2 separate regions of the Homo sapiens genome follow, and region 1 is linked to region 2. A link is a loop called in an ENCODE intact Hi-C map of the cell type or tissue named here. Cell type or tissue: adrenal gland. All regions are shown on one strand. Each heading gives the region's core, and the rest is flanking DNA. Links, peaks and the distances in the headings are about the cores only.

Region 1 (5,110 bases), core at 1,111-5,110, 330 kb before region 2:
AGAGGACCAAGAGACACATGGGGTTCACTCAGTCTTGTGGGGCCCTAGAGACAGCTGGACAGGAAGCAGCCAGCTTCCAGCTTCTTAGCCTGTGCCTGGTTCTATCCACAGGCCCCAGCCAGATGGCCCTTCTGCCAGTCACCAACATCAGAGCCAAGTCCTGGGGTCTTTCAGTCAATGGCATTGGCCACTCCAAGCATCACAAGAGTCTGGAGCCTCTGGCCAGCCCTGCAGTCCCCTTCCCTGGGGGGCAGGGCAAAGCCAAGAACAGTCCCAGCCTTGGTTTCCATGGCCGGGCCCGCCGAGGGGCCCTCCAGTCCAGCGTGGGCCCTGCTGAGCCCACCTGGGCCCAGGGCCAGTCAGGTACTTGCTGCACCCCTGACACTACCCAGCCCAGCCTGGCAAGGCTCACTGGCCAGGGCCCACCTCAGCCCAGTCATGTGACTGTCTGGGTTCAGACTTGTCAGTCAATAGACGTTTGCTGAGCACAGAATAAGGATCAGGAATCAGGCCTGCAGCCTTACATAGATCATCCCATTTAGTCCTCACAGCACTCCTGCAAGAAAGGAATTGTTGTTCCTATTGTTCAGCTGAAGAAATGGGATGGAGACTAAGGTGAAGTGACCTGCCCAGGGTTATACAGCCCCTCCGAGGCAGGGCTTGTATTTGATCCCGAGCCTGGCTCCTCCTTCGCCATGCCAGCACCAGGAGGGTGCTATACTGGGTCTCCCCTACTATTTCCCAAACCTTGGATCTTTGGTTTTAACAAAGCTACAGAACCTTTTATTGTAGTTTTCAAACTGGGTTCCTCTGAGGTACCCTGGGGGCTGCGCTGGGGGCTGCCCTGGGGGTTGAAGGGGAGGCTGGGAGGCTTCCTGGCTTCAACCAGGCAGCTCTGCTCTCACCAACTTTCATCTGATGGATTTTGTGGCTTCAAGAAAAAGAAAGCCTGGAAAATGTGGCTTACAGAGATGGAAATTCAATGTGATGGGGGAACCCCATGGGGGAGATGTTTGCCAGGCACCTGTTTACTGAGCTGCCTGCCACTCTGTGGCTGGCTCTGTACAGGGGACTGGGGGTGATGAAGATGGACACGCCCCTGTCCCCAAAGACCTCACAGAGATGAAAACACAGCAGTGTGATGAGGCTCTGAGGGGACATGCAGGTAGCTTTGGGACTGGGGAGGACACTTAATCCGGACGAAGGTGGGGAGGATCAGGGAAAACTTCTCTGGAGTTGGTGACATTTGAGCTGACTCTTTAAAGGACCTTTGGAATTTGCCCAGAAGGGATGTGGGAAGGGCACCTTCCATCTCGTCTGTATCTGATACCTGTCCTGACCACACAGGGTGTCCTGGATCCTGTTGGGGTCCTTGGGTCCCTGGGTCATGCCTCAGAGCTGAAAACGTACCAGGTCCAGCAAATGTTCAGCGGCCCCAGCTTCCCCCTTCCTGGGTGGATAGTCAGGCAGCAGCAAGACTGTATGTGAACTAGATGAGCAAGAAGTCCTGTCTCCCCCATCTGACTTGTCACACTTCAGTCCCACCCCTACCCAGCCAGCCAGCCTGCAGTCGGTTTGTTCAGGGAGGCTGCGAGGAGCAGCGTGCTGGTAGCGGTGTAATCATCGGCCTCGGGGCAGAGGGGAGCCTGATTTGTGTGATGCTGTCAACACTGCTGATTTCAAGCTACCAGTGTAACTGATGTTTCTGAACCCAGAACTGGGAGAGATGCCCGCAGTCAGGAACACAGGCCTCGAGCGGGCTCCTGCACACCTGGCAGGGGATGTGAAGACCCATCCCTACTTCTGGGTGTTCCAGTTCTTTTGAGGAGGCAGACGTCAGGCTCATGGGAACTGGGTAGTCCTAGGGCTGCTGAGGAAAGGGTGTAGTGTGATGCTGGCCATTGTGGAGGTCTGGAAAAAAATAACCTGGAACTTATTCATACTAAGGTGTGAGTGACTGCTTCAAGTCTGGCAAGGAAAGACTTGCCAGCTTCTCATTTGTGTCCTGCCTTGTCACCTTACTCCTGCCCCAACAGCCTCTCTCCTTGCAGAGCCAGTGCCCTCCCTGACCTCCATCCAGGTGCTGGAGAATTCGATGTCCATCACCTCCCAGTACTGTGCTCCAGGGGATGCCTGCAGGTGGGCTGGGCTCCCTCCCCTCACCCAGGGAGGTCCTCAGGTGACATGAGCCCAGGTGGTACAGATCACCCGGAACTTGCCCTTTCAGGGAGGAGCCTCCCCCATAAGGAAGGGTAGCCCCTTTCCAGGCTACCCTTGGACACTGTCTCTTCTGGAGGGCTCCAGTACAGATTGGGGGCTGAGGAGTCCCTGGTGGGGGTGGGGGGTGGCAGGGTACCCTCAGGCTAAGGTGCCAGTTTTGCCCCTGCAGGCCTGGGAACTTCACCTACCACATCCCTGTCAGTAGTGGCACCCCACTGCACCTCAGCCTGACTCTGCAGATGAAGTGAGTGCCGGTGTGGGGAAGTGGGAGGCAGGAGGGGAGCCAGGGAGAATCTCCCGCAGAGCCTCAGAACAGCCGAGTCTGAGGACAGCCGGAGAGTCTCTGGTATTTCCTGCATGGTGGGATAAGTGCTGACTTCATTGCCTACTTCGTGGTTAACTGGCTAAATGACCTGGCCTCATGGGCTGAGGACCACATGGGATGGTCGATGGGAAAGGTTTTGTTCGAGGGCCCTGGTTATTATGCGGTGTTTCAGGCTGGGTGGAGATTCAGAGGCGTGTGGCAGGCTGGCTGGGAGGGGGCTGGGGTTGAGGGACTCTAGAACCTCATTTCTCTGCTAACTGGGCCTGTCTACAGCTCCTCCTCCCCCGTGTCTGTGGTGCTGTGCAGCCTGAGGTCAAAGGAGGAACCATGTGAGGAGGGGAGCCTTCCACAGAGTCTCCACACCCACCAGGACACCCAGGTAGGTGGGACTGGGAAGCTGCGGGCCGGCCAGGCCCGAGCTGCTTCTCTCCTGGCACAACTGGGCCCCAAAATGGGCAAGGAGCAGAAGCTGGGAGTTATAGAGTAAAGCCTTCTCCACAAGGGACACTCTGGGGCCTGGGCCTCTGTGTCCCAGGGAGGGGCACGCGTGCCCGTGTTTGTTCATTGCACTCTGCTGAGCATCTCCCAGCCCTGCCGTGCTGGAGACGTGGGGAAGACAGCAGATCACAGGTGCTAATGTGGATGAGTGCAATGATGGAAACAGGCAGGTGTCTGGGAGCCCATGGCGGGGAGGGCTGTGGCTCACTGGAGGTGTCTGCAGAAGCAGGAAGGAGCCGACCTCATGCTCAGGTTGGGGAAGTGGCACAGCTAGATGTACAGCATCAGAGGGCCCCTCAGGTTCCATGTTTGGCCACCTCTTCTGGGAGAACTGGATGGTGAGCTCCTCCCTGGCCAGGTAACCGGAAGTTATGACTGTCCCTGGGGCTGATGGACCCCCAGTTTCTTCTTGAGCCTAAGAGGCCATGGGAGAAGACGCTCAGGACAAATGAAGGGAAGTAGTGATTATTTTTTCTTGCCCATTCATGTGTTTACTCAGAAAATATTGATTGGGGCCCCATCTGTCCCAGGCCCTGTGCTGGGTGGGCCTAGCTGCAGGGGAGAGAGGTGGAGTAGACACAGGTTTTGACTTCCAAGAACGTACTCTATAGTGAGGGAGAAAAGACGTGCAGAAAGCACCTGCAACAGAGGTGGGGGTGCTTCTGAGGGAGGCCCGAGCCCTGTCGCCCTGCAGAAGAGACAGGGTCCAAGACAGAGGGAGAGCCCAGCTAGACACACAGCAGACATGGTGCTCGGGCCTGAAACCACATCACAGACGCACAGCCAAAGCCTCAGGTAGATGGGCAAGCTGCCTGCAGCCAGGCTGCATGCCACCCTGTGAGGGAGACAGCCAGACAGACCTGGGTTTGAATCCCAGCTGTGTGATTTTGCCACACTGTGTGATTTTTAGGAAGTGGCTCAGTTTCCTCATCCAGAAGATGGGGCTAGTAGCAGCACTGTGTCACTGGATTGTACTGAGGATGGGGCTAATGAAATACTTTGATGTGCCCAGAGCATAGTGGGTGAGGGAACCCAGCACAACAGGACTGGGAAGGAGGCAGGGGCCAGGTGGAGGTGGCTGTGGACCTGCCAGTCCCGGGCACGGTCTGCATGGAGTAGCTGCCATTGCTCCTTCTGCCAAAGCAGAACATGCTCCTTCCTATCTCTTCAAAGTTCTCTGCTTTTTTCCTTCATAAAACTCCCCACAGACCCCAGGACTGCGACGGCCGTGGTGAGAGATGCTGGTTGGGATAAGGGCAGCAGTCTGTCCTGACCCCTCTCTCCCTTCTCTCCAGGGCACCTCTCACCGGTGGCCAATAACCATCCTGTCCTTCCGTGAATTCACCTACCACTTCCGGGTGGCACTGCTGGTGAGCAGGGGCATCCCACCTACCCTGGAGGTCTGGGCACCCCTGTCTGCGACGTGGGGCTTGAGGAATGGGGGGTTTGCACAGTATGTGGTAGGGCTGGGGGCACAGTGTCAAGCAATGTCAGCAGGGAGTGCCATCTGCCCCGCACCCCCAGAGCCACCTCACCTTCCCACTGCCCTTCCACCCAGGGTCAGGCCAACTGCAGTTCAGAGGCTCTCGCCCAGCCAGCCACAGACTACCACTTCCACTTCTACCGCCTGTGTGACTGAGCTGCCCTCCTGAGGCAGCACCACACCAGGGACCAGGGGTGCCCAGGCACCCCCCAACACTGGATGCAATGGTGTTACACTGGAGCCCGCTGCAGGCCAGCTCTGCTGTTCACTGGCCCTACCCGAGACTGGTGAAACTGGAAGTCTTCACACTGGAGTTGCTGTTCCAGCTGGTCGCCCCTCACGGCACAGAGGGAACCTGAGAGCCAGAGACTTCTTGGGCCTTCCTGCCTGCCACCCCCTAGGGGCCAGGACAGGACCAGTTTACCTCTTTCCAGATATGGTGGTTGGAGGGCTGGTTCAGGTGCCCTGGAGGGAAGGGGAAGCCTGTGGCCCTGATTTGTTCAGAGCCCATTCTCCCTTGCCTCCCCTTTTGAGACTGGAGCCAACCCTTTTGGAGAGAGGACCTGCCCACCTTTGAGATCAGC
Region 2 (10,244 bases), core at 4,776-8,775:
GTGGCATGATCTCGGCTCACTGCAACCTCCCCGTCCCGGGTTCAAGCGATTCTCCTGCCTCAGCCTCCCATGTAGCTAGGAATACAGGCATGCACCACCATGCCTGGCTAATTTTTTTTTTAATTTTTTTTTTAATTTTTAGTAGAGACGGGGTTTCACCATGTTGGCCAGACTTGTTTTGAACTCCTGACCTCAGGTGATCCGCCCACCTTGGCCTCTCAAAATGCTGGGATTACAGGCATGAACAACCATGCCTCACCAATAGTGTTTTATCATACAGAAATAGAAATTACAAATCTCTCAGGAAGTTCTTTGGAAGTGCAGCTTTAAAGACATACTTTTTGACCCCCACTGTTTTCTTTTGCCCAGCTTGGATATGTGTTCTGCCTTCATTGTCTCTTCAAGGAGGCATTCACAGGCAGCAGAGCTCTTTTGTGGAGGAACTTTTATAACATTGTCAGTTGCTTTAAGCAGACGTTCTCAAGGCTGATCTGTAGGCTGGATCCAGTGGCTGACAAGGATTTTACTGATTTGTACAATACGAGAAAAATAAGAACAATGCAATGAGTTTTTCATAAAGGAATTTTTTTTTTTTTGAGATGGAGTTTCACTCTTGTCGCCCAGGCTGGAGTGCAGTGGTGCAATCTTGGCTCACTGCAAACTCTACCTCCTGGGTTCAAGTGATTCTCCTGCCTCAGCCTCCTGAGTAGCTGGGATTATGGGTGCCCACCACCATGCCTAGCTAATTTTTGTATTTTTAGTATTGATAGGGTTTCACCATGTTGGCCAGGCTGGTCTCTAATTCCTGACGTCAGGTGATCCGCCCGCCTCGGCCTCCCAAAGTGCTGGGATTACAGGTGTGAACCACCGTGCCTGGCCTCATAAAGGAATTTATTTGTGTCACTTTGACGTATTCTGAGATTGCATGCCCTCTTCTTTTTGAGTTTAAATGTCTTTTATAATAGTAGGATAATAAGAGATAGGTGTTAAAAAAAAACCCATACATATTTACTTAATAAAATTAACTCAATGCTTAAACGTATTTGCAAATTTTGCTACTCTGTGAAATCCAAAAGTCCAGAGAACTACCATTTTAATGAATGCAACTTGAGATTTAATGTGATACAATGGATTTAATAAGATTTAATTAAATTCCATTCTGATGAGAAAGTTTTAGATAATCCAGCTCTCCATATTCAGAAAAGTCAACCTACCAGCCCAATTTAATGCTTAGATCCACCACAGGGAAGCAGAAATCAGTCTGGATAATGAAGACCAGAGAGCCAGACTCTTAGACCTAAAGGAACTTCAGAGATCACGTCTCATCATACAGCTGAGAAAATAGACTTGATGGTTTGTATTCCTGGTCCTGCCATTTACTTGCCATTGCCTTGAGCTAGCTACTCACCACAACTGCAAAGGGTCCCTTCAGGTCTGAAATTCTGAAACTTAACAAGTAACATATTAAGAAAAAGAGATGAGGCCGGGCACGGTGGCTCACACCTGTAATCCCAGCACTTTGGGAGGCTGAGGCAGGCGGATCGCTTGAGGTCAGGAGTTCCAGAACAGCCTGGCCAACATGGTGAAACCTCGTCTCTACTAAAAATACAAAAAGTAGTCGGGCGTGGTGGCACATGCCAGTAATTCCAGCTACTTGGGAGGCTGAGGCAGGAGAATCGCTTGAACCTGGGAGGCGACAGTTGCAGTGAGGTGAGATTGCACCACTGCACTCCAGCCTGGGTGACAGAGTGAAACTGTCTGAAAGAAAAAAGAAAAAGAAAAAGAGATCCATCCTCATGGGTAAAGGGTAAAATCCAGGGAAATTCAAGCTGATGCAGAAAACAACAAAATACTCATTTTTTTATTGCCCCAAATGGCCACGATTCATAAGGCTTTATTGTAGCTTGGTATGGAGGGGAAAACCAGATTCCTTATCCCACCCACCTGCCTCTTGCTTTCCTAATAAAGGTGTCATGGTAGTTCAAGGCCTGCGGATCAGTGGATCCAAATGCGAACAGTTACTGCCCCCTAGTGGATTTACAGTATGGTGCTCATTTATAAATTCAGATTAAAGCTTGACTGCCCTGTTGCTGAAAGAATTCATCTTTGGCGGTGGAGGGACCTTAAGAAGCCACCTTCATTTTTATGTTTTAACATGTTTTAATGCCCTCATTCTGCAGATGGGGACACTGGTCCTCTAAGTCACGTAGGTGCCCCAGGGCTTTTTGTTCCAAGTCCGGGGCCCACGCCACTGCACCACAGTTTCATTAGGCTGCACGAGCTCCAGCTATTTCTGGAGTTGCTGGGGAACTACCATGACCCGTCCTTCTGTGGCAGGGAAAGCAAGATACCACCTCATGTTTGGTTTGCCTCCCACTGCGACTTTTGCTGTGGAGGACACCTCTGACACAGCTACGTGACCTAGTAAGGCACACAGGGAGAATGCCGTGTGATCATGAAGGCAGATTTTCAGCAAAACACCAGAGCCAGGCCAGTGTGGTGGCTCACGCCTATAACCCCAGCACTTTGGGAGGCGGAGGCTGGTGGATCACCTGAAGTCAGGAGTTCAAGACTAGCCTGACCAACATGGTGAAACCCCATGTACTAAAAATACAAACATTAGCTGGGTATGGTGGCGGCGCCTGTAATCCCAGCTATTTGGGAGGCTGAGGCAGGAGAATCATTTGAACCCAGGAGGTGGAGGTTGCAGTGAGCTGAAGATCGCACCATTGCACTCCAGCCTGGGCGACAAGAGTGAAACTCCATCTCAAAAAAAAAAAAAAACACAATAACAACAACAAAACACCAGAAGCCACGACAGCTGCACCAAACAGATTCACCCTCATGGCTCTCAGAAGGGGCTGACCCAACCAACACCCTGATCTCAGACTTCTGACTTCCACAATCGTGGGATTACACATTTCTGCGGTCTAAGCTGCTCCGTTTGTGACACTGTTACAGCAGCTCTAGCAAGTGAATACAGATTTTGCAGAGATTTATCCCTCAAACACTTTTCAGTGGTTACTTTGATTTTGCTGAACCAAATTAAGTTGACTTCCCCAAAGCAGCCAACGACTGGAAAACTTCAAATTGTAAGGATATGTGAACTTCGAATCTCCAGTCCAGTGACTCATCCTGAGCAGGAATTCCTTATACAATGTCTTTGTCAGCCAGGGTAAAAAAGGGTGCTGTGCCCTTACAAAGAAAGTATGACAAAGAAACAGAGAAAGCTGGACTGCCCACAGCCAGACAAACTATTCTGTAATAGAAGTTAGGCTTAGAATGCAATGAAGAATTAACGTGCTCGACTACCTTCAATACTTGGAGCTACAGAGAGGTGCTTCTGATGAAGCTGGAAATGAGGAAAACGGAAAACACAGTTGTCACCTGGGAGCTCAACTCTGAGATCACTTATAAGGGATCAGAGCAGAGACACGCAAGGTCACCTGAGCAAAGCAAAAGGAAAGTCAGAGAAGCAAATGTTGGCATTTCCTATCCAAGCGCTGTATAAGGGAGAATGAGTTTCAGTCACCAAACCTGAAGTATCTCCTGTTCTAAAGGACAGGTTCTCCTTTTAGGTGGAGATAGATGCAGGGAGTTATGGCTGGAGGACTTCATGTATTTCTGATTCCATCGGCAAGACTCTCTCTGATATAAATGGAATGCACTAAGCTGTCATAGTTTGATGCCATTAACCATTCCTCGAATTGGCCTTCTTCCTTCATGATCACATGGCGTTCTCCCTGTGTGCCTTACTAGGTCCTTGGCTGTGTCTGAGGCGTCCTCCATAGTTTGATGCCATTAATAATTCCTCTAATTGGTAAATATTCCTCTAAACTATTAGCAACCCCATGCTAACTCCGTGAGTACTGACAACCTTCAGATTATCCGTGGCTTCCATTGTGCCTTAGAGAGAGAACACACTGGATTGCCCCCAGGTTAACTGGCTACTCATGACAATAATTCTTCATACTAAACCCTCAATAAAAGCCTCTGGCCAGGTGCAGTGGTTCACGCCTAAAATCCCAGCACTTTGGTGGGCCAAGGCAGGAGGATTACTTGAGGCCAGTAGTTTGAGACCAGCCTGGGCAACATGGTGAGACCACATCTCTACAAAAAAGTAAAATATTACCTGGGTGTGATAGCATGTGCCTGTAGTTCCAGCTACTTGGGAGGCTGAGGCAGAGGACTGCTTGAGCTCCAGAGGTTGAGGCTGCAGTGAGCTATGATAATGCCACTGCACTCCAGCCTGGGTGCCAGATTGAGATCCTCTCTCTGGAAAAAAAAAAGGGGCTGATTATCATTTTCCTCATGTGCTCTGCTTATGAAAGAGACTGAACAATAATATGCACACAAACATTCTAGTCTGATGAAATTTTATTCTTTACTGCAAGTTGATAAAAGGCACTCTTTTATTCTTTTTTATTTTTATTTTTATTTATTTATTTTTTTTTTGAGACGGAGTCTTGCTCTGTCGCCCAGGCTGGAGTGCAGTGGCACGATCTTGGCTCCCTGCAAGCTCCGCCTCCCAGGTTCACGCCATTCTCCTGCCTCAGCCTCCCGAGTAGCTGGGACTACAGGCGCCCGCCACTATTCCCGGCTAATTTTTTGTATTTTTAGTAGAGACAGAGTTTCACCGCGTTAGCCAGGATGGTCTCGATCTCCTGACCTCGTGATCCACCCGCCTCAGCCTCCCAAAGTGCTGGGATTACAGGCGTGAGCCACCGCGCCCGGCAAAAGGCACTCTTTTATTAACCTTCCGTCTGCACATTTTTTAGTTGGTGTAAATGAGCCTCTCAGCCATCACCATCATCACAGGGCAACAACTAACAAGAGGGAGCCTTTGAGACTTCAACACACAGGCCCTCAAATAAAACACAGCATGGGTGACTTCTGCTATCATCTATGGTGGAGGAACCGGTACAGAATTAGCCTTCCCACCATAAACTACAGAAAAACTAGACAAAAAATATGAGGCAACTCTTCCAGGCACTGGATCACAGGAAGAGAAAGAGTGTAATTCTGGAAAGAATGGGGTTTGAGACCAGCTTGGCCAACGTGGTGAAACCCTGCCTCTACTAAAAGTACAAAAATTAGTCCCGTGTGGTGGCGGGCACCTGCAATCCCAGCTGGGAGGCTGAGGCTGAGGCAGGGAGACTCCTTCTCAGAAAAATAAAAAAAAAGTCCTGTGGAGCTGAGGAGGTGAAAGATGCCAGACGCAAGAGCAGACGGTAGGCTACATTATTATAAGTATCATTATTATTATTATTATTATTATTATTATTTTGAGATGGAGTTTCACTCTGTCGCCCAGGCTGGAGTACAGTGGCGCGATCTCGACTCACTGCAACCTCCGCCTCCCAGGTTCAAGCAATTCTCCTGCCTCGGCCTCCTGAGTAGCTGGGATTACAGGCGCCTGCCACCATGCCCAGCTAATTTTTGTATTTTTAGTAGAGATGGGGTTTCACCATGTTGGCCAAGCTGGTCTTGAACTCGTGACCTCAGGTGATCCGCCCGCCTCGGCCTCCCAAAGTGCTGGGATTACAGGCGTGAGCCACTGCGCCCGGCCTATTATCATCATTATTATTATTATTATTATTATTATTATTATTATTATTATTATTATTATATTTTGAGACGGAGTCTCACTCTGTTCCCCAGGCTGGAGTGCAGTGGTGCAATCTCGGCTCACTGCAACCTCTGCCTCCTAGGTTCAAGTGATTCTCCTGCCTCAGCCTCCCAAGTAACTGGGACTACAGGCGCGCCCGCCACCACGCCCGGCTAATTTTTGTATTTTTAGTGGGGACCGGGTTTCGCTAAGTTGGCCAGGTTGGTCTCCAACTCCTGATCTCAGGTGATCCACCCTCCTAGGCCTCCCAAAGTGCTGGGATTACAGGCGTGAGCCACTGCGCCCGGCCATAAGCATTATTTTAAAAGCAAACTAAACTATAATGCTTAGGGATGCTGCTTGGATGGTAATGCAATAATATGATTACCATATTTTTAATTTAAGGAGGGCGGGTATCGGGAGGGCTCAGGAGGCCTCTGGGAGGCTATGGAGCTTTATTACTTGCCCTGGGAGGTGGTTTTTCAGGAATGTTTTTGATAAAGTAATAAGCTGCTTAACTGTTTTGTGCACTTTTTAAAAGATGTGTTCTATATTTCGCAATACAAATGGATTTTTTTTTTTTTATAAAAAGAAAACTTCATTCGGGATAAGCTGGGGGTGTCCGAGAGGAGCCAGGACCCACTCCCAGGCACATCACCATCTGCAGCCCGACCCCCTCCTCAGGCCGGGTGAGCGGCCTCGCGGGTCACCAGACTCCCAGAACGACGGCTGCAGGCCCCAGAGTCCACGAGGGTGGGTACAAATCCCCTGGGCACAAACAGCCCGGGATGGACACCATCCAGCTCTGCACCCCCTCTTCCCGCACTCCCCTGGCAAACTCAGTAGCCTCGGACCGTCTGCGCCTGCGCGGACGACTGGGCTGCGCATGCGCCCTCTGCCCCGCAGGAGCTGTAACAGTAGCTGAAGTTTAAAGAGAGGCTGACTGTGGGGTTGGGACTTCAGTCCTGTGTCCCTTGGACTGCATTGTAGGTTCCTAAAGGGGCAAATATGTTCAGTTCTAGAAATGTTCCTTTTTTTTCTTTTTTCTTTTCTTTCTTTTTTTTTTTTCCCGAGATGGAGTCTTGCTCTGTCGCCAGGCCGAAATGCAATGGCGCGATCTCGGCTCACTGCAACCTCCGCCTCCCGGGTTCAAGCCATTCTCCTGTCTCAGCCTCCCGAGTATGAGTATCTGGGATTACAGGCGCGCGCCACCACGCCCGGCTAATTTCTGTATTTTTAGTAGAGACGGGGTTTCACCATGTTGGCCAGGATGGTCTCAACCTCTTGACCTCATGATCTGCCCACCTCGGCCTCCCAAAGTGCTGGGATTACAGGCATGAGCCACCATGCCCGTCCCCCTTTTTTTTCTTTAGACGTATTCTCCCACTGTCACCCAGGATGGAGTGCCGTGGTGCAATCTCGGTTCACTGCAGCCTCCCCCTCCTGGGTTCAAGCGATTCTCCTGCCTCAGCCTCCTGACTAGCTGGAATTACAGGTGCGCCAACACACCTGGCTAATTTTTGTATTTTTAGTAGAGACTTTCGCCATGTTGGTCGGGCTGGTCTCGAACTCCTAGCCTCAAGTGATTTGACGGCCTTGGCCTCCCAGAGTGCTGGGATTACAGGCGTGAGCCACTGCACCCTGCCAGTTCTAGAAGTGTTCTAGCGCTGGGGTTAGCAGACCTCTAAAGGGTGAGATAGTAACTATTTTAGATTTTGTAGGCCAAGAGACAAAATCCAGGACATTTAAGAGAGAAAAACAAAATTGCCACAATGTTTTAAATTGATGAAATTAAAAATATTATAATAGAGTACATATATTTTTAGTATAGGCCTACTAATGAGAAGTATGGAATTCTTTTTTGGGAGTGGGATATTGAGGATAATATTTTCCTTAATAGCGGCTCAAAGTTAGTGTTCTCTAGCTCTAAAACACAAATTGATTGTAATGTTCATCTGTTAATACAGATTTACTGTGAGATTTTACCCACTTCATTTTTGAAATGTCCTTTACTGCCAAAAACTGGTATGGGGCCCCCAGCATATGACTTCAATTGATCATATTCATCGCCAGGATAGGAGGGAGGCATTTACAGAATTCTATTTGATTCTTCTCTTGATAGTTGCCTTTTTGCAGGTCATCATATTGCAGATTAATCACTGCCAATAGAAGGTTAGGTGGAAGTGCAGTAGGAAGTGGAACTCCAGAGGTGGGGCTTGGACACCAGACCTAATTGAGGACTAGTTAAAACAGGCGTGGGGCAAAAGCACCACCCCATAAGACACACCCACCAGCAAAGGACATGAACAGACACTTCTCAAAAGAAGACATACCTGTGGCCAAAAATCATGAAAAAAAGCTGAATATCACTGATCATTAGTGAAATGCAAATGAAAACCACGATGAGCCATTCTCACACCAGTCAGAATGGCTATTATTAAAAAGTGAAAAAATAACCGATGCTGGTGAGGTTGTGGAGAAAAAGGAACGTTTTTACACTGTTGGTGGGAGTGTAAATTAGTTCAACCATTGTGGAAGACAGTGTGGGTGTGGCAATTCCTCAAAGACCTAGAGACAGAATTACCATCTGACCCAGCAATCCCATTACTGGATATATACCCAAAGGAATATAAATCATTCTGTTACAAAGACACATGCACATGTATGTTCACTGCAGCACTTTTCACAACAGCAGACATGGAATCAACCTAAATGCTCATCAATAACAGACTAAAGAAAATGCAGTACATATACACCATGGAATACTCTGTAGCCATAAAAAGGAACAAGGTCATGTCCTTTGCAGGGACATGGATGGAGCTGGAGGCCATTATCCTTAGCAAACTAACGCAGGAACAGACAACCAAATACTGCATATTCTCACTTGTAAGTGGGAGCTAAATGATAAGAACACATAGACACATGGAGGGGAACAACTCACACTGGGGCCTACCAGAGGACGGTGGGTGGGAGGAGGGAAAGGATCAGGAAAAATATCTAATAGATATTAGGCTTAATTCCTGGGTAATGAAATAATCTGTACATCTGTATTAGTCTGTTTTCACACTGCTATAAAGAAATACCCAACACTGGGTAATTTATAAAGGAAAGAGTTCCACATGGCTTGGGAGGCCTCAAGAAACTTACAATCATGACAGAAAGTGAAGGGGAATCAAGTAGCTTCTTCACAAGGTGGCAGAAGACAGAAGAGCGAAGGAAGAACTTCCAAACACTTATAAAACCATTAGATCAGGTGAGAACTCACTCACTATCATGAGAACAACATGGGGGAAACCTCCCCCATGATCCAATCACCCCCCTTGCTCGACACAAGGGGATTACAAATCCCTCCCTCAATACAGGGGGATTACAATTCGAGATGAGACTTGGGTGGGGACACAGAGCCAAACTATATTAACAACAAAACCCCATGACACACATTTACCTATGTAACAAACCTGCACATCCTGCACATTTACTCATAAAATTAAAATAAAAAGACATGCCCACCAGTGTGCCATGCCCATTGCCATGGCAACACCCCAAAGTTCCTGCCCTTTTCCCTGGCAGCGAGACAACTGGGAAGTTACCACCTTATTTCTAGAAATTTCTGCATAATCTGCCCCTTAATTTGCATATAAACAAAAGTGGTTGTAAGTATGACCGCAGAACTGCCTCTGAGCTGCTACTCTGGGTGTACTGCTTATGGGGTAGCCCTGCTCTGCACACTGCTGCTTCAATAAAACCTCTGGCTGGCCCTTGATTTGTTTCCTAGGCAAAGCCAAGAACTCTCCCAGGCTAAGCCTGCCCTGCATTAGAAGCTCCTCAGTTGCACAGTTGACTGGAACTGTAGCTTAAATTTGAAAAATTATCTGCTGCGAATTTGTGTGGGAATGCAGATTTTGATTCTTGTTTTGACTTTTGACATCATAAGAAACATGTAAAGCAGTTTGACTTTACTTGTGATTCAAACAGTGTAGCCATCATAAAAATGACTTTACTGCAGTATAAGTTTTGCATATTAGTGCTGTTTTGACTGCTAATTTTAGGTTGAATTCATTAAGAAATATTACCAAGTCTATAGCAAAAGCTAATTTCCAAAGCCACTCAGTGTTCCTTAATAAGGGTTGAGGGCAGTTCCTATTCAGAAAAAATTCAGCTCTGAGCTTAAACAATCACAGTAAATCTTTACTACTGTGAATCCCTTGAACTGCTGCGTAATAGGGCAAGCAAAGAGATTCAGTTTCTATTTTGGACAAAAATTCATGGAGCTGAAGATGGCTATGGCACGAGAGTGAATTAAATTTCCTGTTGAAACTGCAGGTTCAATAACACATGACAGATTCAAATATTTTCAGGAAAGTATCTACTGATATACAATATGATGAATAATCATAGGTTTTTAACACCTTACACTGTCACAAGGTTTGTAAATTTGTCCAATTAACATTTATCTGCTCTATACATTTTTACTACCATCAATTGTAACACATCCTAGCAGATTCCACTACAGGTTATACTGAATTAGTGTTTCCTCAACTTCTATGAAAATATTCCCTCCTATAGTTATTCCATGCAGTCTATTCATAGAGGCTAACTCTGCAGTCATGCCAGCCTCAGCACTGACTCAAGTAAA

What was found. Peaks named below come from ENCODE experiments on the same cell type or tissue, not always from the same donor. Only the 100,000 strongest peaks of a DNase experiment are listed, where the experiment ranks them.
Region 1: it touches region 2 in a loop (2.4-fold over the local background); 77 of 110 quality-filtered maps call a loop at or near these places.

What each region holds. Positions count from the first base shown.
Region 1 is chr11:61,781,462-61,786,571 of GRCh38, forward strand. MYRF (myelin regulatory factor) reads left to right here. Exons shown (of 27, transcript NM_001127392.3): 22 at 112-363; 23 at 2,037-2,139; 24 at 2,390-2,464; 25 at 2,819-2,924; 26 at 4,339-4,413; 27 at 4,602-5,110. The coding sequence ends at 4,682. Among named protein-coding and RNA genes, the nearest start is that of MIR611, 8.5 kb to the right of the region's middle. RefSeq lists enhancers at 3,625-4,369, 4,370-5,110. In adrenal gland, for the core only: no CTCF peak of the experiment used is centred there; no DNase peak of the experiment used is centred there.
Region 2 is chr11:62,106,160-62,116,403 of GRCh38, forward strand. No RefSeq gene overlaps it. Among named protein-coding and RNA genes, the nearest start is that of INCENP, 13 kb to the right of the region's middle. In adrenal gland, for the core only: no CTCF peak of the experiment used is centred there; a DNase peak (open chromatin) is centred at 6,392; H3K4me3 peaks cover 605 bases; H3K27ac peaks cover 272 bases.